Linked DNA regions of Mus musculus: regions 1 and 2 are each linked to region 3. A link is a loop called in an ENCODE intact Hi-C map of the cell type or tissue named here. Cell type or tissue: heart. All regions are shown on one strand.

Evidence for each region. A loop is a pair of places that touch in the nucleus more often than their neighbours do. Peaks named below come from ENCODE experiments on the same cell type or tissue, not always from the same donor. Only the 100,000 strongest peaks of a DNase experiment are listed, where the experiment ranks them.
Region 1: it touches region 3 in a loop (4-fold over the local background); 9 of 42 quality-filtered maps call a loop at or near these places.
Region 2: a loop joins it to region 3, with 5 times the contacts of the local background. A loop is called at or near these places in 9 of 42 quality-filtered maps.

What each region holds. Positions count from the first base shown.
Region 1 is chr17:12,714,021-12,722,020 of GRCm38, reverse strand. Igf2r (insulin-like growth factor 2 receptor) reads left to right here. Exons shown (of 48, transcript NM_010515.2): 12 at 2,071-2,208; 13 at 3,226-3,369; 14 at 4,611-4,748; 15 at 5,305-5,452; 16 at 5,974-6,148; 17 at 6,528-6,643; 18 at 6,980-7,148; 19 at 7,881-8,000. Among named protein-coding and RNA genes, the nearest start is that of Airn, 23 kb to the left of the region's middle. In heart, a CTCF peak has its summit at 7,650 (motif pointing left); DNase peaks (open chromatin) are centred at 3,560 and 7,892; H3K27ac peaks cover 2,103 bases.
Region 2 is chr17:12,734,241-12,742,240 of GRCm38, reverse strand. Igf2r (insulin-like growth factor 2 receptor) reads left to right here. Exons shown (of 48, transcript NM_010515.2): 3 at 1,835-1,959; 4 at 2,856-2,954; 5 at 6,142-6,274. Airn (antisense Igf2r RNA) reads right to left here and starts at 930. Exons shown (of 3, transcript NR_027773.1): 1 at 817-930. In heart, CTCF peaks have their summits at 851 and 4,215; DNase peaks (open chromatin) are centred at 920, 1,690, 2,540, 7,820 and 1 weaker place; H3K4me3 peaks cover 3,200 bases; H3K27ac peaks cover 6,979 bases.
Region 3 is chr17:12,790,660-12,798,659 of GRCm38, reverse strand. The region is part of intron 1 of Airn (antisense Igf2r RNA); the gene reads right to left. Among named protein-coding and RNA genes, the nearest start is that of Igf2r, 25 kb to the right of the region's middle. RefSeq lists an enhancer at 5,590-8,000. In heart, a CTCF peak has its summit at 4,895 (motif pointing left); DNase peaks (open chromatin) are centred at 4,439, 5,969, 6,999, 7,849 and 2 weaker places; H3K4me3 peaks cover 928 bases; H3K27ac peaks cover 7,870 bases.

The sequences.
Region 1 (8,000 bases), 77 kb after region 3:
CGTCTAGCCACAGTACAAAATATAAGGAACACTAGTTAGGAGGTGAACTACTTGCATCTGAACCTCACTTTTTCTAGTTGAGTTGTCTTGGCTCACCTTACTGGTTCAGTTAGAATGTCCAGGACCTGCTATGACAGGTATTGTGCACTGTGCTTAGAGACAGTTTCTCCAGCAACTTTTTTGGGTAGTGACTGAGGAGGTTGGTGGAGCTTCTGTCCTTTCATATGGCTGCCTCTTTACTGCCACTGAAAGCGGGTCAGCATGCCTCTGATCTATAGTCCTGGGAGGGTTGTCCAGCATGGATGACATGGTGAATCAGTGTGTCAGTGACAAGGTTCATTGCAGAAACTGGCAGAGCCTGTGTTATGTTGAAGGTGCTGGGTAACTGACTACCACTGAGAGCCCACATGCTACACCTCAGAAATGAGTGGCATCTTGCCGAAAATCAATGAGGTAGATGAGAGTAGGCTTATAGGAGCCTTACATCCCCTAAGACAGAGTGACTTGCATCAGTACCAGTTGTAACTGTCTGTTCTATTGTCTTTGGAGGCTTATCTGAAAAGTACTGTTGGAGGAATATCTCCTGTATGTCCGGTTTAAGATCAGGGTCCACAGTAAATGATTTGTGTTAGCTGATTGCTTTAACAGTAAGACATCTTTATGGTTTACGAGTTAAGCATCCTGGAAACTGTAGAAACACAGGAAATTTCTGTAGGAGTTAAAATAGCTTCAGGAAGCTGGGACTGAATCTTGTGTATGTGTGCTAATGAAAGGTTGGGTTTCTACAATGTGGAAGACGTTCTAATCTCTGAACTAGAACTCTGCCAAGACATGTGTAGCTCTAGCCAATGTGGACTTTAGAAAGCTCTCTAGTCCCTAGAAAAGAGCAGGACCATGGTGGGAGGACTCTAGTGAGCACCGCTCCTCCCTTCAGCTCATGTGTGTAGCTGAGTTGTACACAGCAACACAGCATTTTCTGTTTTTTGATTTTGTTGTGTTTTGTTTTTAAAGTAAAAGGGGGTGCATTACTTCCAGTTTAAGAAGGGATATAGTCTATCACAGCGAGGAAGGCCTGGCAATAAGGAGTGCAAATGGCTGATCACATTGCAACTCCCATTAGGAAGCAGAGAGAGAAACACTTTTTGTTTTTTAAGTTTTAAGTGTCTGTGTTACAAGACATAAACTGGGATCTTGAGAGGTGATACAGAGGCACATTAATGCCCTTAGCAGACTATGCTATAGTCTGGCTTTTGAGGAATCTGGAGTGTTTCTGTAGCATTTGCATCCAGAGAGCCCAGAAGATGCTGTGAGCTGAATGTTCCGAAAGTCCCACCCTGGAGATTGCAGCACACACCCCCTCCAGCCAATGCCCAGTGCTTTTGGGGAAACTTGGGCACACATGCTGTCTCTCAGAGTGTGTCTGCAGGCTCTGTGTGGACTTGAGAACCTAGCTCTCCAAAAACATTGGCAAGCTGTGGGATTTTACTTCTGGTTACCAACTTCCCAAAGGATCATTTCAGACAAGAATGTGTGCCAGCTCTGGGTGTCCTTCAGGGCAGTGTCTGAAGTGATAGGCACATTCTCATGACTACTCTTTTCTTTGCCTGATAGATACCCTTAATACCCAGTGGTGGTTCCCTTGACACAAACACACACACACACACACACACACACACACTCACACACACTCACTCACTCCACCCACTCACTCTCTACCCATTAGGATCCATCCTTACCTTCTGTGAGCCAGACCTTCCACCCTGCTCCCAGTCATCCTGTGTAGAAGAGGTAGACACTCTCTTAGCTGCACAGGCCCTTGTGGGATCTGAAGCTTAGCATGTGACCTGTGCCCCTTCACTAGGCTCAGGACAGCAACTGACTTTCTCATGTAGTTCAGAAAACATTGTGGGGAATGGTCTGTTCCTGACACAGTCAGTGAGGAAGTGGAGACGCCATGACTGTCTGTGGAGTACTAGAGATTGTCTGACCTTGGCTTAGTCGCTGTTTTAAGATAGGACTGCAAGAAAATGTTACTGCCTTTGGCTTAAAGGACTTTGGGTTTGATTGCAGAATCAGAACAGAATTGGGAAGCAGTGGATGGCAGCCAGGCAGAATCAGAAAAGTATTTCTTCATCAACGTCTGTCACCGGGTGCTGCAGGAGGGGAAGGCCAGGAACTGTCCTGAAGATGCTGCTGTGTGCGCTGTGGGTGAGTGACGTCAGTAGGGACCCTCTCTCTAAGGTGTGCAGATTCCCACTGCTTCCCTGGGGGAGACATAAAATGTGGTTTGCTTATGTCTCCTGCCTTGCATAAATACTAAGGACGATAAAGCGTTTTAAAGTTTCAGTGTCAAAGCCACTGAAGTCCTGATACTGGCAGAGGCGTTACTAGGCAGAAAGAACCATGTTGGAAAATGCTCCACGATCTATCTTCATTTTGTAGACATTTGAAGAATAATAATACTGTCAGTACTAGTAAAACTAACTTTGAGTTTTCCACAGCCCCTGGTCAGACACTTAGGGGAAGCAGGATACCTGCTGGTGCATTCAGTGGAGCAGCATGTCCGAGTGTTGTTCTTGCTGTCATTGTTGGTCTTGTATGTCACATAGAGGTGTTCGTCTTAGAGACACTGAGGTTCGGTGTGTGGTGTGATGCCAGGAGGAGGGTAAGGAGAATCTGTTACAAATATGGACGAGAGATTAGTGAGGCTTGGTTGGATTTTGGGGATTACCCTGGCATTCAGAACTAGAGACGCATCTCAGAGTGACTGAGGTCTGTTTTTGTCTTACTAAGGGCTCAGGCATAGACATCTTCAGAATTCAGTGTGGGGTGCCACAGTGGGGTGAGTGCCACACAGGTGTGAGTTTCTGCTTGGTCATGAGTAAAGCTTGTGACTTGGGCCGTGCTCCTCAGCTGCCCACGTTTAAGGGCAGCTGAGGCTCTAGATGCGGAATAGTGTCTTTTACAGATAATGATGGTGCCCACACAACCCTGTCCTTCAGATGCCTTTGGGGGAATCCCATGTATCATTTTCAGCATGGCAGGAGGTGGCCTCGATGTGATTGATAAATTTTTTCTTTTAAGAAAATTGGTTTCCATCACAGTCAGGTTAGGTGGGCTGAAAGAAGGTCCTGGTGACCCGCTGGCATTCGGCTGAGTCTTGGTATACTTTCAAATGTTTACATGATGAGAATTTTCTACTCCACCTTCTTTTTTTTCCCCCAGATAAGAATGGGAGTAAAAACCTTGGAAAATTTGTCTCTTCTCCTACAAAAGAGAAAGGACACATACAGCTCTCTTACACTGATGGTGATGACTGTGGCAGTGATAAGAAAATATCAACTAACATCACACTTGTGTGCAAACCAGGTAATGTCACAGAAGAAGAGACATACCCACATTTTCCATCATTTCTGTAGTAGAGCTGGGAGCAAGGGCGGTGCTGAGCACTGCTAGTACTAGTCTCTGGTGATGGGAATCAAGTCGTTTGGATTTCAGCCTAGAAATGGAGAAACCATATGCTCTCCACAGAGAGTTGTGCTGACACACTCCAAAGGAGTCGTGAGTCTCTGCATGACATCCTGTTCATAAGGACTGTCAGAAGATCAGGGGTGTGGAGTGCTGAGTTTCCTCCACGGGGGGATCATAAACGGCTTAGAAATATTTTCTTGATTGCAGCATCTCACCCGTGGCTGTCCCTCCCCTCTTGAGTTTCTGCATTTGTGCGTGTATTTCAGTGTTCCCAGGATGCTGTGTTCCACACTCCACAGTTCTGTTTATGATTTCTAGGGATTTCCTTGTTGACATGGCATAGTTTTACTATTTTAAAGCATTTTACTGCTGGGAATTTAGATGTTCCATATCCTCTCTACACCCACCCCGTAAAGTTTCCTTTGTATAAATTCGCAGCTGTGGGAAAAGGACACAAGCTAGGAATGTTTTGTTTCTTGTTTTATTGTGGTAGACTATATATAGCACAAAACTTATAGATGTTACTGTCTTAACTGGTTTCAGATAGGTAGCTGAGTGCTGTTGGGCGTTTGTGGCTGTTACTGCTGTTCATCCAGAGAGCTTTCTCATCTCTCCACACTTAAACCTGCCATCTTGGAAATAATAGTACTCCCAGAGTTCTGTCCCCTGCATCTGACACCTACCTATTTGCCTGTCTGTGGAGTTGCCCACTCTAGGCAACTCCTATCAACAAAGCCACATGGTATTGTGGGAGACTCCTTTCCTATCCACAAAGCCACACAGTATTGTAGGAGACTCCTTTCCCTGTGGCCCCCTTTCTTGAGACAAGATTCCACAGAGCTGAGGCTGGCCTTGAATTTCTGTGTCCCCATTTCCACCTTCTGAAGCACTGGCATTGTAGATAGGCAGGCCCTGCATATCTGTGTTAGACAGTGCTGGGGATGGAGCATGTGGCTGTGCTGGCGAAGCACTCTGCTGTATGAGCCAGCTGTATCTCCAGCTCTGTACGGCCGTTCTTTAAACCACCTCTTTCCTAGGACTTTTAACAGGGAAAAAGGTGTTAGAATCGGCAAATAAGTGTTTGAGTGTTTTTCTCCTCCCCCCCCGCCCCCCCCCGGTCCTCCTTTCCCTGTTGACAGGTGATCTAGAAAGTGCTCCAGTGCTAAGAGCTGCAAGATCTGATGGCTGCTTCTATGAGTTTGAGTGGCATACGGCTGCTGCCTGTGTACTGTCGAAGACAGAAGGAGAGAACTGCACGGTCCTTGATGCCCAGGCAGGTCTGTGCCTAAGCAGTGCCTCTGTTGTCTGGTGTGCATGACTTAGCATGGCTGTTAGGAGTAACCTGATGCAGAACTTTGTTCATGCCACTGGACAGAGCCCCAAGCGTCTTCTTGCTGTGTGCTTGAGCTGCGGCGGCAGTGCCCATCTTGAATTTGTGGCTCTGCTGGATTTACTGGTTCCAGCACAGGAGGATTCCCCCCCTACAGTCATTCAAAAGGCTTTTAGATGCGGCCTCGGACAGACCCCCTCCATAGTGGAGTTTACAAGAAGGCCATCATAGTGTGGTTGCTTGGCTATGCCACATTTGTGAGACCTGGAGCTACAGGTTTGAACAGGGTTGTAGGGCTCACACAGTGGAAAAGGGCAACGGCGAGGACCTGTGTCCAGGTAGGAGATAGTCACTGCAGGAATGGTAGCTTAAAGGCAAAGTGACCTTTCTCCTTCAGCGCTGTTTTGCTCTGGCAGTAGTTTCTGTCTGAGAAGCTTGCGTGGTCCGCTGTCCCCTGTGCCATGACTGGCCTGACATACCTGTGTTGTGTTTATGTTACTCAGGGTTTTCCTTTGATTTGTCACTCCTCACGAAGAAGAATGGTGCATATAAAGTTGAGACAGAGAAGTATGACTTCTACATAAATGTTTGTGGCCCTGTATCCATGGATCCTTGTCAGTCAAACTCGGGGGCCTGCCAGGTAGCGAAAAGGCAAGTAACCTGATTCTGGGTTTGCTCTTTGGGATTGTGGGCTAGCAAATGTTTCGTACAGAGGTAGTTAGGTTTCTCTTGGACACCATTGCTTGACAGGCATCTAACTACTGAGAAGACCTGGTCAGAAGAATCGCAGGACCCCAGAGAAGGGGCCAAGCCTTATCCTTAGGCTGAGAGAGGCCTGGGCTTATTGATGCTCACCTGGGAACTTGAGCTTTACTGTTGTTGCATACTTATGTATGTAGTTCTCCTTACTGTATAGAATAGGTTTAGTTGTAATGAATTGAGCTGCACTACAGGCCAGGAGTACTGAGAGAAAGTTGTGTGTGTGTGTGTGTGTGTGTGTGTGTGTGTGTGACTTTTCTCTTTCCACAGCCAAAAGAGCCACATATGAGATTCCCAGGGACTGCAGTGTCTTGGTCTGGCCTTGCTTTTGCCCCTATTTGTGTAGCCTTAGAGAACAGAACTCCTGCCCCATGGCACTCACTCCCAGAGTGACATTTCTGTGTTCATTTTAGTGGTAAGTCTTGGAACTTGGGGCTGAGTAGTACTAAGCTCACCTACTACGACGGAATGATCCAGCTGAGCTACAGGAACGGCACTCCCTATAACAATGAAAAGCACACACCGAGAGCCACACTGATTACCTTCCTCTGTGACCGTGACGCTGGAGTGGGCTTCCCAGAATATCAGGTGGGAATTATCTTGGGAAATTTTCCTGGCCATACCTGAGCCAGTTGCCCACCCTTTCTGTAGGAACAGAGCTATTATTAGTCTGGTTTTCTTGCCAAACTATCACATAACCATTCCTTTTTGCAGTTTTCAGGGTACCTAGGCAGTATGTAGTTACTGGTTAAGCTGTTTATTCAGAGGCCCATTTATCTTAATGCTAGTCCACAGCTCTGTTGGTTGTATTAGAAAACATGCAGAAGCGATTTCCCTTCCCCCAGGCCAGGCTCCATCCTAGTGCTGTTGTTAAGCTAAGGCCAGTTTTGCTGTGGGTCTTTGGGGATGTTACAGATGTAGGTTGTTTGTGCTATCCTTTCCTGTCTCCTTCTTGTCTTGGGATTAGGAAGAGGACAACTCTACCTACAACTTCCGGTGGTACACCAGTTATGCCTGCCCAGAAGAACCCCTGGAGTGCATGGTGACAGACCCCTCCATGATGGAACAGTATGACCTCTCCAGGTGAGCACTTGTTTTAGCCGATGGCAGTAGGTTTGTGGTGGCCCCAGGGTGCAGGGTGTGGTCTGATCTCACCAGTCTGTGGTATCAATTGATCTTTGTCATAGCAAACACTCATTGTTTAAAATACTAACTCAGTGTAAGGTGAAGGTGTTGGCAGGGCCCTCTGCATGTGGAGCTTCAGACTGTCCAAATGTTATGACATGTCCTGTGAGTCATTCACCACATAGTTTGATTCATTATCCATTGATAGTGTCTTCATTTCTCTAGTGACTAAACATGAACTGCTGACTTTAGCTAGTTCACCTTTGTAAAAGCATACTTTTGTGTGAAAACTAGTCTAGTGAAGTCTGAAGGTGGCTCTGGAGGAAACTGGTATGCTATGGAAAACTCCCGGGAACATGTTACACGGAGGAAATACTACCTCAATGTGTGTCGGCCTCTGAATCCTGTGCCAGGCTGCGATCGATATGCATCTGCTTGCCAGATGAAATATGAAAATCATGAGGTATGTGTGTCTTTCTCATGTTTTCTCTCGACTCTGAGGCCTGGTGTGTGAAGGCATAGTGATCTGGAATTCTTGATCAGAACAGGCCTGCTGCCTGCCCAGGTGCAGTCTCTGAGGATGTGCCTCCTTCACAGAAACACATCACTTGAATCTGTTCAGACGGGCACTGGCCATGGTTGATCCAGTACTTTGCAGGGAAAGCTCTTAGTGGTTATGCTGGCCTGAATTCAGGTGCCTGCGGGATTCTGCAGACATCCATAGCTCAGAGCCTCCGGTGCCCTGGAGTCAGTCGCATGTGAGAGTGTTGCTCCAAGTGACCCAGATGCACGTGGTAATGCCACTCTGGGCGCTGAGTGCTTTATCATCTACTGGCAGAGCGTTCACATCTTTCCTGTGGTCCTTATATGTGGTGGGCTTTGGAAGTTGCACACAGACCCCAGAAGTTGACTTCTGCAAAAACAACGTGAGCAATTGCTTTTGTTGCATATGCTAGTGGTGCCCTCTGGTGCCTCAGAGGCATTTGAGGCTGTATGTGTATGAGTGTGTGTTCTCTATCACAACAGCAGCTTCGGGGTTCAGCCAGCCCCCACTCAGGGCTTCCCCCCCACTCAAGGCTTCTGCATTTTGTTTGCCTGCTTACACAGTTCTTAGCTGTGGCTTCATTGGCAATAACTACTGTAAGTAGCAAGTTGACTTCCTGAGGAAGGAAGCCAAATCCACACTCTGTTGCAGGGCTCCTTGGCAGAGACTGTATCCATCAGTAACTTGGGAGTTGCAAAGATAGGCCCTGTGGTGGAGGAGAGTGGCAGCCTCCTCTTAGAGTATGTGAACGGCTCTGCTTGCACCACCAGT
Region 2 (8,000 bases), 56 kb after region 3:
AACCGGAATTGCTCCGAACCCTCGGGCAGCACTGCGGCGCAGTGCCGCGGAACCCTCTAAACCCTCCGAATCCCCTCCTTGTGCAGCTTTTCACCCTTAGCCTCTCTCGCAACTCGGCACAACCAGAATCGCAGCACAATTGGAGTTGTGCTAAAATCCTCTGAACGGGGGGGGGGGGGGGGGGCAGCGCACACGCCAGCACCCTGGCTCGCGCAGTGCCGCGGAACCCACCGAACCTTCCCCCTGCCCCGCAAACCGCGGATCAGGTCGTGTAGAAATCCTCCGATCTCCACCCCCCCCCCCAACTCTCCAGCAGCGTGGTGCCCTAGCGCGAACCCCTGCTCCCCTTGCGCAGCGTGGCACCCTCGTGCTCTAGATCGCCCGTAAACCCCCCCCCCCCCCAGTGCAGCAGTCGGCCCGCGCTGGACGCCCCCCTCCCTTCTCCTCTTGCTGACGCGGCATGGCGGCAGCGCGGCTTTCGGCTTTCTACCGGCCCTATCGGCCCTCGTGTAGTTCAGAACACTGGTGAGCAGTGGGGCACCCTAGTGCTGAGTTTTCTTGTAGCCCAGAAATCTTCACCCTAGCGCTGAATCTCGCGTAGGGGAACCTTTGAGCGGCCTGGAACTCTTGGTCGGAGCCCTCGAGCTGCCGGATCAGTGGAACCCTCACCTCGCGTAGAGCCCTTCCCTCCTGTGGAACCCTTCCTTTGCGGAATCCTCTAACGCGTGGAATCCTCCCCTTGCAACGGAATCCTACCCTCATCTGCAGAATCCTCCCCTCGCATTGCCGCGCTTCACGCGGGGAACCCTAGCTTACCTCAGTTCCCCAGGATGTCTGCGTGGTAACTGGCGGTGCTGTGCTTCTTGCTGCCCGCTAGAGCAAGGAGGGATAGATATAATGTTGAAGCCTCGGCAGGGGGTGGAGATTATTAAGTTCCGCCCCAACTGTGTCACTTAATCCCCCCTGCTCAGCCCAACCTCACCAGGCTTTGGCTCCTCCTCTTGCTCCAGCCTGGAGCCTGTGTTTTAGATGGCCTTACAGTCCTGGAAGTGTTTCTATAAATTGCCTGCTGAGCAGGTCAGAAAGATTTAGAGGAACACCAGAGAGACCAGATATTTCAAGCAGACTTGAATAACAGATATTACGGTTATGTTTCTTCTTCTTCTTTTTAAAAGCTGTTGTCTAATTGAGTAGTCCTTGCTTGTCTTGAACCCCGAGAGAGATACACTTCTCTTAGTCTTTCCATTGCTTGGATGCAGAGTATGCAGTGCCACTCCTGTGAAGGTTTTCCTGACCACCAAGCCACCAAAAGCATAGTTTTACAGGACATAAACAGGCAGTTCTCTTCCACACAACTCAGTTGCCAGTATTGGTTCAAAATTTGAGACTTACAGTTTATTTTAGGCACATTTAAGCAAAGCACAATTAAAAAAAAGTTCTCTGGTTTTAATTAACTCCATCCCATGTGTTCAATAAATCTTTACTTATGACTACATTGATTCTTTTGTGAGGTTCAAGTGAGTCTTCTGTATAGATAGATTCTATAGATTAAGGAAGTAGGCTCATGGGAGGAGTCTGGGGGAAGCAGGCTCATGGGAGGGGTCTGGGGCAGCTGCTGTGGCCTGGCCTTACAGAAATAGCACAGAGGTCACCAGGCTATTAACCACCCCTGCCCCCAGCCTCCTGGGCTGGAAACAGGTTATCTACTCTCCCTTTGAAGAGACAACCCTGCGTGTTTAACATTCCTGGCTTGCCTAGTGCTTATCTGTGAGAAAAGAGCCTACGTGCTTTTATGTTTGTTCATTGTGTGTTCATTCTTATCCTCTCCAAACAGGTGACTCACTTTTGAGAAGTTCAGCCAGATCACTCCTGGAATTCAACACCACTATGGGCTGCCAGCCTTCAGATTCACAGCACAGAATCCAGACTAGCATTACATTTCTGTGTGGGAAGACCCTGGTGAGTGGGGCCCTCTTCAAGCTCTTTGTTAAGAACATTTTCCCCTTCTGGTGTTCTTGTTACAGGAATTCTGATCCTGGAGGACTAAATGGTCAATTTCCCCCTCCCCCCAATTTATATTCACATCACGTCACTACCACCCAGAACCACCAACTAAATGTGTCTTAAAGATGGTGAGAATTGGAGTGAAACTTGAGTTAGGATGAATGTTAATTTTAGACCAACCTATAACCACACTATTGTGCAAATTGAGATCTTAAAGTCTGTTTGTGGCAGCATGAACCATGGAGGTCATGTTGCAGAGCAAGCTAGCTGCTGATTTACTTCTGTTGATTGTTCTTAAGAGCTTGGTGTTTACTGTAGGAGAAACAGGACTTGGAGGTGAACACCTTGGTCTTTCTCATGGGCTGGGGAAGGTAGAAGTTAACTGTTGCTCTGCAGGGGTTAACTAGAGTTAACTGGTCTGGTTGCCAGAAGGGGCTGTCTGGGGTGGGATCTGGTGCCTCTGCCCAGGCTCTGCTGCTCGTGGGCTCCTCGGGGACCTCCTTACAGGATGGATGAAGTCATACTTTCTGGCCCTGATTTTGCTGTTTTTTGGTTCAGAGACCATTTGGCTCTTGAGAAGAAGGCGAAGGATAATTTCCCATGAGTTTACTCTGCTTGTGGAATTGGGGCAGCTGGGCAGTCAGTTAGACAGGATGTCTGGAGACTCTCATCTCCCAACTTACTTTTCTGTTTGGGCGGATATTCTTGGTGAACTTGTTGAAGTAAGGCAGTTATGTTTCCTCTTGTTGCACCCTTATTTTCAGGAGATTTTACAATGTTTCAGGTTTAAAAACAAACTTGTATTACTGAGTGGTGTGTTAACATTCTTTTTTTTTTTTTTTTTTTAATAGGGAACTCCTGAATTTGTAACTGCCACAGACTGTGTGCATTACTTTGAATGGAGGACTACTGCAGCCTGCAAGAAAGACATATTTAAAGCTGATAAGGAGGTAATGGGGTTTGAGACTATTTGGTCATGAAATCTACTCTGGAGAGCTTGAAAGTCAGGGTGTGGATTCTGCTGGGGAGGAGGTGAGAGAGGGAAACCATAATCAGAATGTGTCCTGAAAATAAAAATCTATTTTTCAATAAAAGAAAAAAAGATAGAAAATTAAAACAACCTCTTACAAAGAAGGTTGTGACTTTGCGATGGAAAGATTTAAATGACTTATTACAGTCTCTTGAGGTGAGAGTTTGTTTCTGTGGATGTGAGGTTCCATTTGCACAGAGGTACCACGAGATTTAATTGTTAAAAACGTCTAGGCCAGCTTCTGGTGCACACAGCACAGCACAGCGCAGTCTGTTTTGGCTTTAGGGTTTGCCCTGCACCCCTTGGGCCCTCAGGAACCTGACTGCTTCATCTTCCTCTGTACCTGCTCCCTACCCATGAAACATCTCACTTGGATGATTCGTTCTCTGCCAGTTTCTTTTCTTTTCTTTTTTATAAAATTTATTTATTATATGTAAGTACACTGTAGCTTTCTTCAGACACCCCAGAAGAGGGCGTCAGATCTTGTTACAGATGGTTGTGAGCCATCATATGGTTGCTGGGATTTGAAATCAGGACCTTAGGAAGAGCAGTCAGTGCTCTTAACCACTGAGCCATCTCTCCAGCCCCTTTCTTCCAGTTTTCATTGTCAGAGTCTCATGTAACCTAGGTAGCCCCAGACTTGGTATGTGGCTAAGAATGACCTCAGAATTGTAATCTTTCTGCCTTCATGGTATGATTAAATCATGATGGTTTACTTGATAGATCTAGAATTACCATGGAAATAAACCTTATGGGTATGTGTCAGGGTTTCTAGAGTAGATTAATTGATGTAGTGTGGGTGGCAGCACGCTATGGGCCGGGGTCCTGGAGTGCGTGGAAAACAGAAGTGAGCTGAGACTAGCATCCTTCTGCCTTGCACTTCCTTGTAGATTAAATGTGACAGTGACTTCCCACTCCTGTTTTCTACCATGAGGAGCCTTGTTCTGAAATCCAGAACCAAATAAATCCCTCCTTCCTTAAGTTGCTTCAAAACTGAGAAAAGTAACTAAGATACTCTGCCTCCTGAGTGCTGGGATTGCACGTATGAGTCACTGTGCCTGGCTGTGCTCTGAAGTTTACAGCTCTCCTCTCTTCTCAGCCAGGGGCCTGGAATGCCTGTTGAGTAGAACTCTGTCACAGTTCCTGGGGACAGTTTTCCCTGCCTTCCATTCTCTACACTGCCACCTTGTTGCTTCTGCTACTGGCTTCCTTCCTCCTGGCTGGAGGGCAGCTGCTTGTTTTCCATCCTCATAGCAGATAGCTTGTTGCCTTCTGAGTGAATGTTTCTGTGTGTTCTTGCTTTTGGTGGTGACACTGAATTGTGGGATTTGGAGTACTTGGGTTTGCTGTTCTTTCTGGCGTTTTTGAAATTGTCTGGGAGTCATTACATAGCATAAGCTGTCCTCAAGTTTGCAGGATTCTGTCTCTTCTTCTGAGTTCAGGAATTATCCGTGCCTTGGTTGCTCTTGACTGCAGCCCAAATAGAAAACCTTTTTGCCACCATTTTTCAAGGAATTTGGTATTTAACTGGAGTTCTCTGCCTGCTCCTGGCTGTCACAGGTTACTCCACCTCTAGTGTGTGTCAGGGAGGCTATTTGGCTGTGTGGAGGAGGCTGGCAGCCCTGTGGAGTTTGGATTTTTACTTCCTGCATAGTAAGGACCTTTTAAAGCAGGCAATGTATGCTCTGGTTTTTGAAAGATTCATCATGTAATTGTGATGATGTAATGGGCGAGGAAGGGGATCAAAGCTGGAATTGTGGGACCTGTGGCGACTGTTGGATTCTGGTAGTTTGGACAAAGGTGGTGACTCAGGTGGAGGTGACAAGAAGTGAGGACATGAAGGACTGACAGAACTAGCCACCCTTTGAATGGGGGCTGAAGTTAGATGTCATGGTTTTGACCCAGGTCACTTGGTGACCCTCCCCCCATCACTGACTGAGATGAAGGAGAGCATGCTGTTGGGAGAAAACTGTAAACATACTTTAGTATTTTGAAATGATTTCTGTGTCCAGGCAGCAATGTTGGTGGTGTGGTAAGAGCAGTAGATCCTTCAGATGTGGGTCATCTGGCAGGTATTTGAGCCAGGCAAAGGACAGCCAGGGATGACTCCTGGAACAGGACAGTAGGATCAGGTGTAAATTTGGGAGCACTTCTGTATTATTATTATTATTATTATTATTATTATTATTATTATTATTATTATTTTGAATTTTGTTTATTGAATGTACACGATATGTGTGGTTGCATGTGTCATGGTGCACATGTAGAGATCAGAGGACACTGGAGTTGGTTCTCACCTTCTACCCTTTAAATTCAGGTCTCCAGGCTTGTATGGCAGGGGCCTTCCTACCGGAACCACCTCTGCATTTAGAATCAGAAGGGTGGTGGGGTGTTTCCAGGATGCATTTGAGGCAGCAGGAAACCAGGTATCTCTGGCCAGGAATCCAAAGTAAAGGGGGATGAAGGGCTTTATTGAGGCTGTGGTTCTGAGATCAGGGAAGCCTAGGACATGGCGTTCTGATCTGGTAACAGGCAAAGTCAGCTGTCAGGTATGGTTTTGCTGTGGTGAAGGGCAGGTACCCAGATATAACAGTGTTAGCAAGAGGAGACAAAGGACAGGGGTGGTTCAGGAGTTTTTCTCTAAGCTACAGAGATGGGAAGGTAGCTGAGGGAGAGCCAGGAACTAGAAAAGATCCTTGTAAGTCAGTGGATGTTTGTAGCTGCAGGAAGTGGTCTAGGACTGGGAAAGAAGAGGGATGTAGATGGGAGGAGGTACTTGCAGACATAAGCCTTAAGAAGGGGAGAGAGACCTTGGGAATGGTACAGAGGGCTGAACTGTTTTTTGAGACAGGGTCTCATTCACTTTGTAGCCCTGGCTGGCCTGGGAACTTGCTGTGTAAACTAGGTTGGCCTTGAACTTACAGAGCTCCTCCTATCTTTGACTCTTGAGTGCTGGGATTAAAGGCTTGCACTACCATGTCTGACAGAACCATGTTTATTCTATATATAAGGGACAGAAATCACTGTTCTGTATGTTCATCACAAGTTTGAGATCTATCAGCCCCATGGGGTGAAGGAAGTGTCTCACTTCTTCTCTGCTTCCTCAGGTACCATGCTATGCATTTGATGACAAGTTACAGAAGCATGATTTAAACCCACTGATCAAGCTAAATGGTGGCTATCTGGTAGATGATTCTGATCCTGACACGTCTCTGTTCATCAACGTGTGTAGAGACATAGGTAAGAGTTGGTTTAGGAAGAAGGGTGGGGTGTGGTCAGTGCCTGCCCTGACCCCTTTGACATGCACATCCTCATTAGATCTCTGAGAACGCTATTGTCCTGAAAGTGTTCTCTGGAGAGCTTCGTTTGTCTCCCTCAGCAAATCTGATCCTTTCCTTCCACCAAATACAAATTCTACTCAAGCTATTGATGGAGGTTTTCTCTGCCAGATTATCTGAAAACCTTCTGTTTGACATTTCCTCTACCAGACACTCTGGGATTTGGGGCTCCATGGTGAGCTTTGTTTCAATTTGCTGTGTTTACCCAAACCTTCTGGCTTTAAGTTGGAGAGTGGGTAAAAGGGCTGAGGGATGACAAAGACTCTAAGAGTGTGGTTGTGGTGTGTGCTTGGGGTGGGATAACCCCTCTGGTGTTCTCCGTAGAACTATGCGAGAGGCCAGCATATCTCTCTTTGATAGACAGAGGCTGTAAATGAAGGTCTCTATCTTAGAAGAGGGGTACAGTTTTACTATGTATTTATTTATTACCTGCTAACCTCACTAGTTTTTGTGCTTCCCTTGTGGGTTCAATACTGGGAGCCCTGTAGATCAGGACTGCTCTTTCTGCTGTGTTAGCTGTGATCACGCCATAAAGAAATTATACTGCCAAGTAAGGAAATTTTAAAAAGAAAGAAGTAAAGAGGGCATACATTTCTTATGTTTCAATCTTACTTTCTCTCTCTGTATATATGAGATGTTGGGCTTAGGAAAAATTTGCAGGAGTATAAGCCAGTTCAGTATATGATACTTAGTGGGTGGTAGGAATAGGGCCGATTTATAGTTCTTTATATTGTATACATACACATTCCATCTTACTTGTATATTCTAATTAATAGCTAAAAAAATAATAATTACACTCTACCCAGAACTGCCAGTGACAAGTGGTAATTTCAGGTTTCTCATGCAGGGTTACAGCAACTTAAGTTTGGTTATAAACTTCTGCAACAGTGCACTGTTTCAATTTGGAAAACACTGAGATTTCTAGTCCTTAAATTTGATTAGGAAAATACATTTCTGTTCCTTAAAAGCAAATCCTTCGGAGGCTTATTTTAATTCTTATTTTAGACCCCTCCTCCCCAATTTTCTGGCAGTTTGGGAGAAATCAGCCTTTATGGTCTTTAAGGAGGGTTGTGTGTCCCCACTGCGCATTCTTCAGCCCCAGGAAACTGCTCAGAGGCCCAAGCTAACTTTGAAGGTGCTCCTGCTGCCATGTATTCACGTCTGACCCGTGACTGGTATTTCCTGTCTTGAGGGGGTGGTACTTGCCTCTCCTCCTCCTCTGGGGTCCAGGCAGTCTCTCTGCTATTAAGGTCCGTGGGTGCAGTAGCCTCGAGTGACCATTGCTGTGTGTGGAAGCAGGCGGCTAGATCTGAGTTTTCGGAGGCTGGCAGGAGGCACGGTACCGTTCCTACTGTGGCTGAGGTGGATTTTGAGTCCTGGGGATGTGCAGTGGTGTTTAAGACTCTGGCCTGATGCCACTTTAGTGGTTCAGTCGTACAGCCTTAATTGTTCTCAAGTTTCCTGGAGCTTTGGGCTGGGAGGAGCAAGCATCTGGAGCGGGAGTGAAGTGTCTGGTGGGGGAGGCAGAGATGGGGAAGGGAGGGAGGGAGGAAGTCATCCTGTAGGATGTCAGCAGCCCAGACCTATCTGTGGTTTCTTTCCATTGACATAGGAGTGTTTTAACCCGT
Region 3 (8,000 bases):
TTTTCTTAGCCTGGGCTACATGGAGATCTGGGGGCTAGCCTGGTCTACAAAGACAGGCCCCGTCTCAAACAAATGATAAGTTGCTTAACTCAAAGCGTTGTTGTAAAGATTAAATGTGTAGGTTCTTAGAGTAAGAGCCCAGTGAGTCTCTACTGAGTGATATTATCGTGTGGAGTTGGGACAGTGCTTATCCACTGTCCCCAGGAAAGCGGCCACTTGCCTCTCTGATCATTTCTCTTCAAGGGAAGAGCTGGAGAGGACTGGCTCGAAGGTCCATCAGGGAATCTCCTTGTTGCAGGCTCTATCAGTGATAAGAGCACATGTAAAGGCATCAAGTTTAGCCCCTCACAGGACATATTCTTCTAAAAAGCACTCCCTGTGGCAATGGTGGCATACGTCACTAACCCCGTGGCTGAAGTTCAAGGTCACACTGGGCTATGCAGTGAGACTACACCCCAAATCACAACAAAGTACTTTGACCAGACACTCAAAACCTAAAGCTAACCTTTGTGGTTTCTGGGGATGTTATCTGCTTGTTAAGTCCCAGACATGGACACCCCAAGAAACACTGTGGGACCTGCAGGTTGCGGAGAAACATGGGCTCATTCATGAAATGATCCCCAAAGCTAACTTCCTCTGGTTCACCAGGAGCCATGTAAGGCACTGGCTGCCCACAGTGCTGACCCCGAGGCAGGACTGTGTTCTTTTATGCTTCTGTTTTGAGATAGCTTCTCTCTGTGTTCTCTAGGCTGGTCTCACTCCAGCACGTGATTCTCCCAGGACAGCTGTATTCTGCTGCTCTGCAAGAGATCCAGCCTGCTGGGTCTGAGTCCCCCATCACATGCTCAGGAGGTAGGTGTTGCCTGTTGTCCAACACCTTTTGCAAAGAACAGCAAGACACAGAGCAGATAATCTGTAGGTCACACCAGCTCCTGTCAAAATTTCTTTGTGGGCACTTTCTATTCTCAGAGGAATGTCTAGTGATACCTATGATGTCTGGAAAAGGGCTGCAAGAATGTTGGACTGCAATGTTATTCTGCCATCTTGTGGTAATCACATTGTCAGGATCTATCTATCTATCTATCTATCTATCTATCTATCTATCTATCTATCATCTATCTCTCATCTCTCATCTATCGATCTACCTATTCTGCCTGCCTATCTATATCATCTTTCTATCTGTTTATTTATTGTGGACTGGAACCTAGAAGTTATCCAGGATATTTCCTTTTCTGAAAAGAAAAAAGTTCAGCCTTCCAGGATTCTTTATTAATAACCATTACACTCTATGAAGAATATGTTATCCAAACAGCAAATTATAGCAGAACGTGGTAGCAGACACCCATAATCCCATCTCAGGAGGCAGAGGCATGTTTGAGGTCAGCTAGTCTCTATAAGTGAGATCCTGTCTCAAAAAAAAAATCAAGTTATACTGAGATCAATTTTTTAAAACATATTTCTTAAATTTTATTCATATGGGTGTTTTGCTTATATTTTATGCCTGTGCACCATGTGTATGCCTGGTGTGAGTGGAAGTCGGAAGAGAGTGTCAGATGCCCCTGGAACTGGAGTTACAGACAGTTGTGAGCTGCCATGTGGATGCTGGGTATTGAACTCAGGTCCTCTAGAAAAGCAGCCAGTGCTCTCATCTACCAAGCCATCTCTCCAGCCCCTTAGAGTAATTTTAAAGTTGAGAATGGGGGTGCACACCCATTATAACCCCAGCATGTAGGAGGTGGAGGCAAGAGGACCATGGGTCAAGGCTGTCCTGGTCTCAAAAACAAACACAACTATCAGTCTCAGTTCTTGTGTGCGATAACCTCAAATGTTCGTTCAGTTGATGTCTGTTTGCTGTGTGGAGCAATGTTAGGCTTCCAGAGATAATGAGATATGATCTCTGCTTTCAGGGAGCTCTAAAAATGCTGAAAAAGGGCAACTTATATACACGTCTAAACTAGGAATGGTGGCATGGCACTCTCCTGCAACCCAAGTCACAGGAAGACAGAAGCAGGAGGGTCACTAGTTTGAGGCCAGCCTTGGCTTGACAGAGCCACTTGTCTAAAAATAAAAAAAGTTCAAATCTAAATTACAAGGCCCAAAGCATGCATTTGTTATAATAAGAGATACAATGGACTGGGGTTGAGACACTTTGGAAATCAGGCAAAATCTACTGAGAAAGGTGGCACTAGAGTCCCTCTAGGGAGTCACTATACCTTCTTGGGAAAACAGGGCATGGTGGGCCTGCCTGAAACTTCAGCATGTGAGGGATAGACACAGGCCAATCAGGAGTTGGAGGCCCGTCTAGCACACATGAGACCCTGTCATAAAGACAAACCAAAGGAGGCACATAGGAGGGTTCTAGGTAGAAACCTGTGGGTCAGTACAAAATTTTTGGATCAAGTACCACTATCCCAGTCATAGTACATAATTTTTTTCAGCTCTTTGAGGCAGAGTTTCTCTGTGTAGCTCTGACTGTCCTAGAAACTTACTTTGTAGACCAGGCTGGCTTAGAATTTACAGATCTGCCTGCCTCTGCCTTCTAAGGGCTGGGATTAGAGACGTGAACTAGTCCCATTGCCCAGCCTAGTCAAAGTATTGTATTTGTAAAATACTTGGACATAATTTAATGCACAAGTGGAAAGGAAGCTATTATGATTGGCTCTTGTGTTTTCTTCCCGCATCCCACAGGATTGTCAGGTCTGTTTACACACACACACACACACACACACACACACACACACACACACACACAGATAACCATACCCCCACACACACTCACATTCACTCACCCACCCACACCGGTGGCTTTAATGAGAAGGGTTATTTAAGATTATTCTGATGAGTTTTGTTTTAAAATTCAGTGTTCAGCAGGTAAAGGCCCTCACCACCAAACCTGATGTGGGCGGAGAGAACCAGTTCCTGTGAGGTAACCTCTGGCCTCCACTCGAAAGCTCCAGGTGGGCACATTCCCCTCCCCCAGCAAGATAAATAAATGTATGAGTGGTAAAACACTGATTGACTGAAAGTGAATAAGGGAGACAGGAGGGCGTCTGGGAAAGAGAGTGGGTCTGTTCTGCCTAAGCCAGGCGCTAATCCACAGCAGGGTATTGTTTATCTGTCTTCAGGAATCTGGAAATGTAACTAGGAACATCAGAAAAACCTCTCAGTAGAGCAGAGTCGACTGAGAGGTTGACAGCAAACTGGGGATCTGTGATGGTGTTCAGGAGGCACAAGGGAAAGAGAAGCGCACAGAGGCAAGGACAGACCTCAAAGGATGCAGATGCCTCTGGAACCCTGTAGCTTGAGGTGAACCTGAGATGAGGTTTTTCATCTGGAAGTGTCCTGACAGGGACAGACTGTTTGAGGACACCTTAGCAGTTTTGCCCAGTTATGGTGGCACACACACAGGATCTCAGGAGATAGAGGAAGGGAGATCAGGATTTCAACACTGTTCCCAGCTCCATAGGGAGTTCCCAGGCAGTCTATGTATCTCAAGTCCAGGGCTGAGACTCAAACCCTGGTCTCTTTGAGCACTAGGAAGTCTACCACCTACCTTTTTTTTTCCTTATTTTTTTAAAAGACTTATTTATTTATTATATGTAAGTACACTGTAGCTGTTTTCAGACACACCAGAAGAGAGTGTCAGATCTCGTTATGGATGGTTGTGAGCCACCATGTGGTTGCTGGGATTTGAACTCAGGACCTTATGAAGAACAGTCAGTGCTCTTAACTTCTGAGCTATCTCTCCAGCCCTACACCTCCAGCTCTAAGTGGGTCAGACCTCCTGAGGCATCTCCAGTGGCTGGGGGAGGCCTGGTCTGGAGGCAAAGACCATCAAGCAGCTATCCTGAGGGTGGCCTCGGAGATGGAAAAGAATAGACCGCTGATATTTTTCCTTGCCTGTGCGAACCCCGCGATGCCACATCATATACCCCTACATCCATTGCTTCTGGGCCCCATTGAGACCAGTTCCGCCCGTTTGTACAAGTGATTATTAACTCCACGCCAGCCTCAGGAGTCTTTTCAATATTTTGTGGTCTTGCTTCTGTTTTTCTTCTGCCAAGGACTGCTCACTCCATGGAAATCTTGGTTAACCGTAAGATCTTGCCAGAGAAAGCGAATGCCTTCGGGCGAACACACCCAGGAAAGCTGGTCTCTCTCCTACGTGGCTAGGAGCCTCCAGGAAGAGGGCTCCCTTGTTGTGATTGAATAGTATCGAAGCTGTTTTGTGTCTAGTTGTTAACATGTGTCTGCTTGCTTTCACCTAACATTCCAGCGCTGAGAAAGGCCCAAGTCCCATCAGTCTTGGCAGAATCTGTTCAAGATGCTTTCCTCATTTAGTAGTGAGAAAGGGTTGGGTGGAGGCCAAGGTCACTGGGAGACTCTCCCCTGGTGCTTGAGAGAGCTTCCTGCCAAGATTTCCTATCCCCTTTGGTGGCAGATTTGCTGTGGGAACAACCTCACCATCTGTACGGAGCCTGCAGATAGAAAACACACAGGACATGTGGGCCTCCCTGCCCCAGGCCTGCACGAGCTGTAATCGACACCCCTGTTGCCTGCTCTTGGGAAACAGGAAGTCTGAAGGAGTGCTTGTGGTTCCACTGGGCATTTCAGCAGCTCCGGGACAGAACCACTTAAACAGTCAAATGCAGCTCCCAGGTGCAGAGCAAAGTGGCAATCGGCAATAGCTGCTTGCAGGAACCATTTAGTACATAGCGATTTCAAAAAAAAAAAAAAAAAAAAAATCTTGGGGATGGAGAGATGGCTCAGCAGCTGCGAACACTTGCTGCCTTTGTAGAGGGTGTGCACATTAGCTTCCCAGGACCTATGCAGTGCCTCTCAGTGGCTTGCAACTCCATTTCCAGGAGCTCTGAAGCCCCCTTCTGGCTTCTATGGTCACTGTGCAAAGGTGGTTGGTGCTCATAACCCCCCAGAGGCTCACACACATAGTCAATGAATAGTTATTTTAAAAAAAAAAAACAATAGAACATTGTCTTTCTTTTCCCCCCATGAAACTGTCTATAGGTCTGTTGTGGTGGAACTATTCCACCCTTGCTTGTTGAGGAAATCATTTTTAAGAGGAATGAAGACAGGCCGAACTCATGTAGACCCAACCAGAAGAATGTATTATAAGGATTATGGGTAAAGTTTAATTGGAAGAGTGCTGACCAGGCTTGCATGTACCACATAAACCAGGAATGGTGGTACATGCCTATAATGTCAGCACTTGGGAAGTGGAGACAGGAGGTTAGAGGTTCGAGGTACCTCTTACTACATAGCAAGTTTGAGGCCAGTTCAGGTTACTTGAGACTCTATCAAAAAAAAAAAAAAAAAATCCCAAAGGCAAGATGGTGAACAATATGGAAAAAAAGAGAATTTTCTGCCTGAAGCGATGAACAAAGTCCACGGACTCTCACAATAGCAAGGTATGCCATTCAGGGTTTAGGTTTTTTTTGTTTTGTTTTGGTTTGGTTTTTTTTTTGTTGTTGTTGTTTTGTTTTTGTTTTTATTTTTACTTCAGAAAAATACCAGGATTGAATCAATCCAACGGGGGAAAAGTTTACTTTTGCATCCTGCTTAGGACTGTTCTTCCAAGGTCTTGCTGGGTACCAGGATGACTTATCTGAGCGTCTACACTGTTGTGTGGCAAGCCTGAGACACAGCTGATGGAGATAAGAACTGTAAACGTGTCAAAATGGAGGAAGGGATGAGTGAGCTGGTGGGACGGAAGAAAAGTGGATCAGAAAGAGGATTCCCTTGAGCCACCCCCTCCCCCATTCTGTTGTTAATCTGACATGGGTGAACCTAGGCTAGCATGGCCCCCTCTGTGGGGGACCAAGGCTAGTGACACAGGTCCTGTGCCCTGATCCTGGCTCTCATCCTGCAGTCTCACAGGCTGGATGCCTTGTCACTTTGCCTGTTCAAGGTTCAGCACGTGCCTCTCCAGATGGCCACACCCTGCCCAACCCTTGAACTGTGTTCCAGAGCCAACAGAACTGTGTAAACAAGAGCAGCTGGCAGGCTCCTGCTTCTCATGGTTTCTGCTCTGAGATGAGTTTTCTAAAACGCCTCTGGAGTCCAATAGTCCTGGATGTGACTCCAGACTCCTCCGCTTCCTTATTCTACGTTTTAGGCAAGCGGCTCAAACTTCTTGGCATTGTCGGTGCTAATTGTTGGTCCCTGAAAGGTTTCATCGACTGTCAACCCCCAGGCTACAGATTGCTGATACCATGTAGATTTGGACAAACTGAATTGGAGTTGTGATTTGTAATTCATCCCTGGTTATAGGATGGTTGCAAGCAATACAAGTTATGAAATATTATACTGATTTACTTCCTTTTCAAAATTCCCATCACTGTGTATCTAGGTCATCATGGAAAGAGTAAAACAAAAAAAGAAAAGAAATAGAAAAAAATACTGCTTTTTTTTCCTGCTAAACCTCTTTGGTGGGGCTATGTATTTTGACTTTATACTTAGCATGTATTATTATTATTATTATGAGTTATAGCTCCAGCTAGCCTGGTTCTTGCTATATAGACCAGGCTGGATTTAGACTTGTAGCCATTCTCCTGTCTCAGCCTTGCGAGGGCTCTGGTTATAGTGACCTGGCATACTGGCCTATCTAACTTTTTTGGTTATAGTGATCTGGCATACTGGCCTATCTAACTTTTCTGGTTATAGTGATCTGGCATACTGGCCTGTCTAACTGTTTTAGCTTAATAAACCACCTCAGTCTCTTGGAGTTTGGATTCCATTTGTTCCTTAAGCATTCACATGTCGGGGGTTTAGTCCTTAGCATGGTGACTTTAAGATGTGATGGTATCTACAGGAGGTAGAACCTGGCCTCAGGGGTTGGGGGATGTAGCGCTCAGGAAGGAAGGAATGGATGTGGGGCCCGTGATACCCTGGTTGGGCTCTTGAGAGAGTGTTTTTATAAAGGTACATGCCTGGGCCTGTCTCTCAGGCTTCCTGTCTGGCTAGCTCCGACACACTCTTTCCATGATGTCATCCACAATGGGAGAGAGGGAAAAGAATCTTTGAAAGAGCCAACATTATGCTGGAAGAAATTTGATAGTCAAACTTGGACGTAGTGGCTTGGGCCTGTAATCCCAGCACCCAGGAGGCTGAGGTAAGAGACCAGTGAGCTAGAGGCCAGTGTGTGTGAGAGGAAATGAAAGAGGGAGGGGAAAAAGAAAAGAAGAGGCCCAGAGAGAGAGACTTGTAGTTTTCTCACAGTTTTCTTCCTTTTCTTTCTACTAAGTTATTTCTTATGTAGCTTGGGAATTTCAAGCAAACTGAACCAAGAATTTACAACTGAAAAAAGATACTATGGAAGAGAGATGAAAGGCTTGCATTTCCCTGGAATCCGTGTGCCAGGGGCATGTGCCTGCTGATTATTTCAGTGGCAAGCCTTTTAATTAGCAGGCGACGGTCACATGCTTTCCTAGTGGGTCTCATAACAGCTCTTCCAACGAGGTTTCCACCAGGGATCCCGTTAGCTGAAGTAACAGATGACCCAATTCCAAGTTAATAAAGAGGAGATGGAAGATTTCCTAGCTCAGGTTAAAAAAAAAAAAAAAGTCCAGTGAGATTCCTCTCTCCCAGCCTTGTGATCAAAGTGCCCCAAGGCTGATAGCAGTGTCAGCCCCTACTAATCCTGTCAGCTTCCTGCCCATGCCTGTTGTTAGAGAGAGGTCAACTTCCCATGGCAGCATGAATGCTATCTTCCCAGGAGCTCTGGTAATCATCTCCTTACATCTTTCACACACAGGCTTAAGTGTACCCGGGGGATGGACATGTTTGTTTGGCTTACACTATCAGCTGGAGTGTGACAGACACTGAACAGTCAACCGTAAAGTCTTCCACATTCTTCCATTTGCAGGGGGCTGGGGAGGGGGGCGTCATCTGATCAGGGGCTGGCAAGCTATAGACATGGAACCATATCTGGCTATTTTCAAAAGTGAAGCTTTCTTGGCTCACTGCCACGTACATAGGCTCAC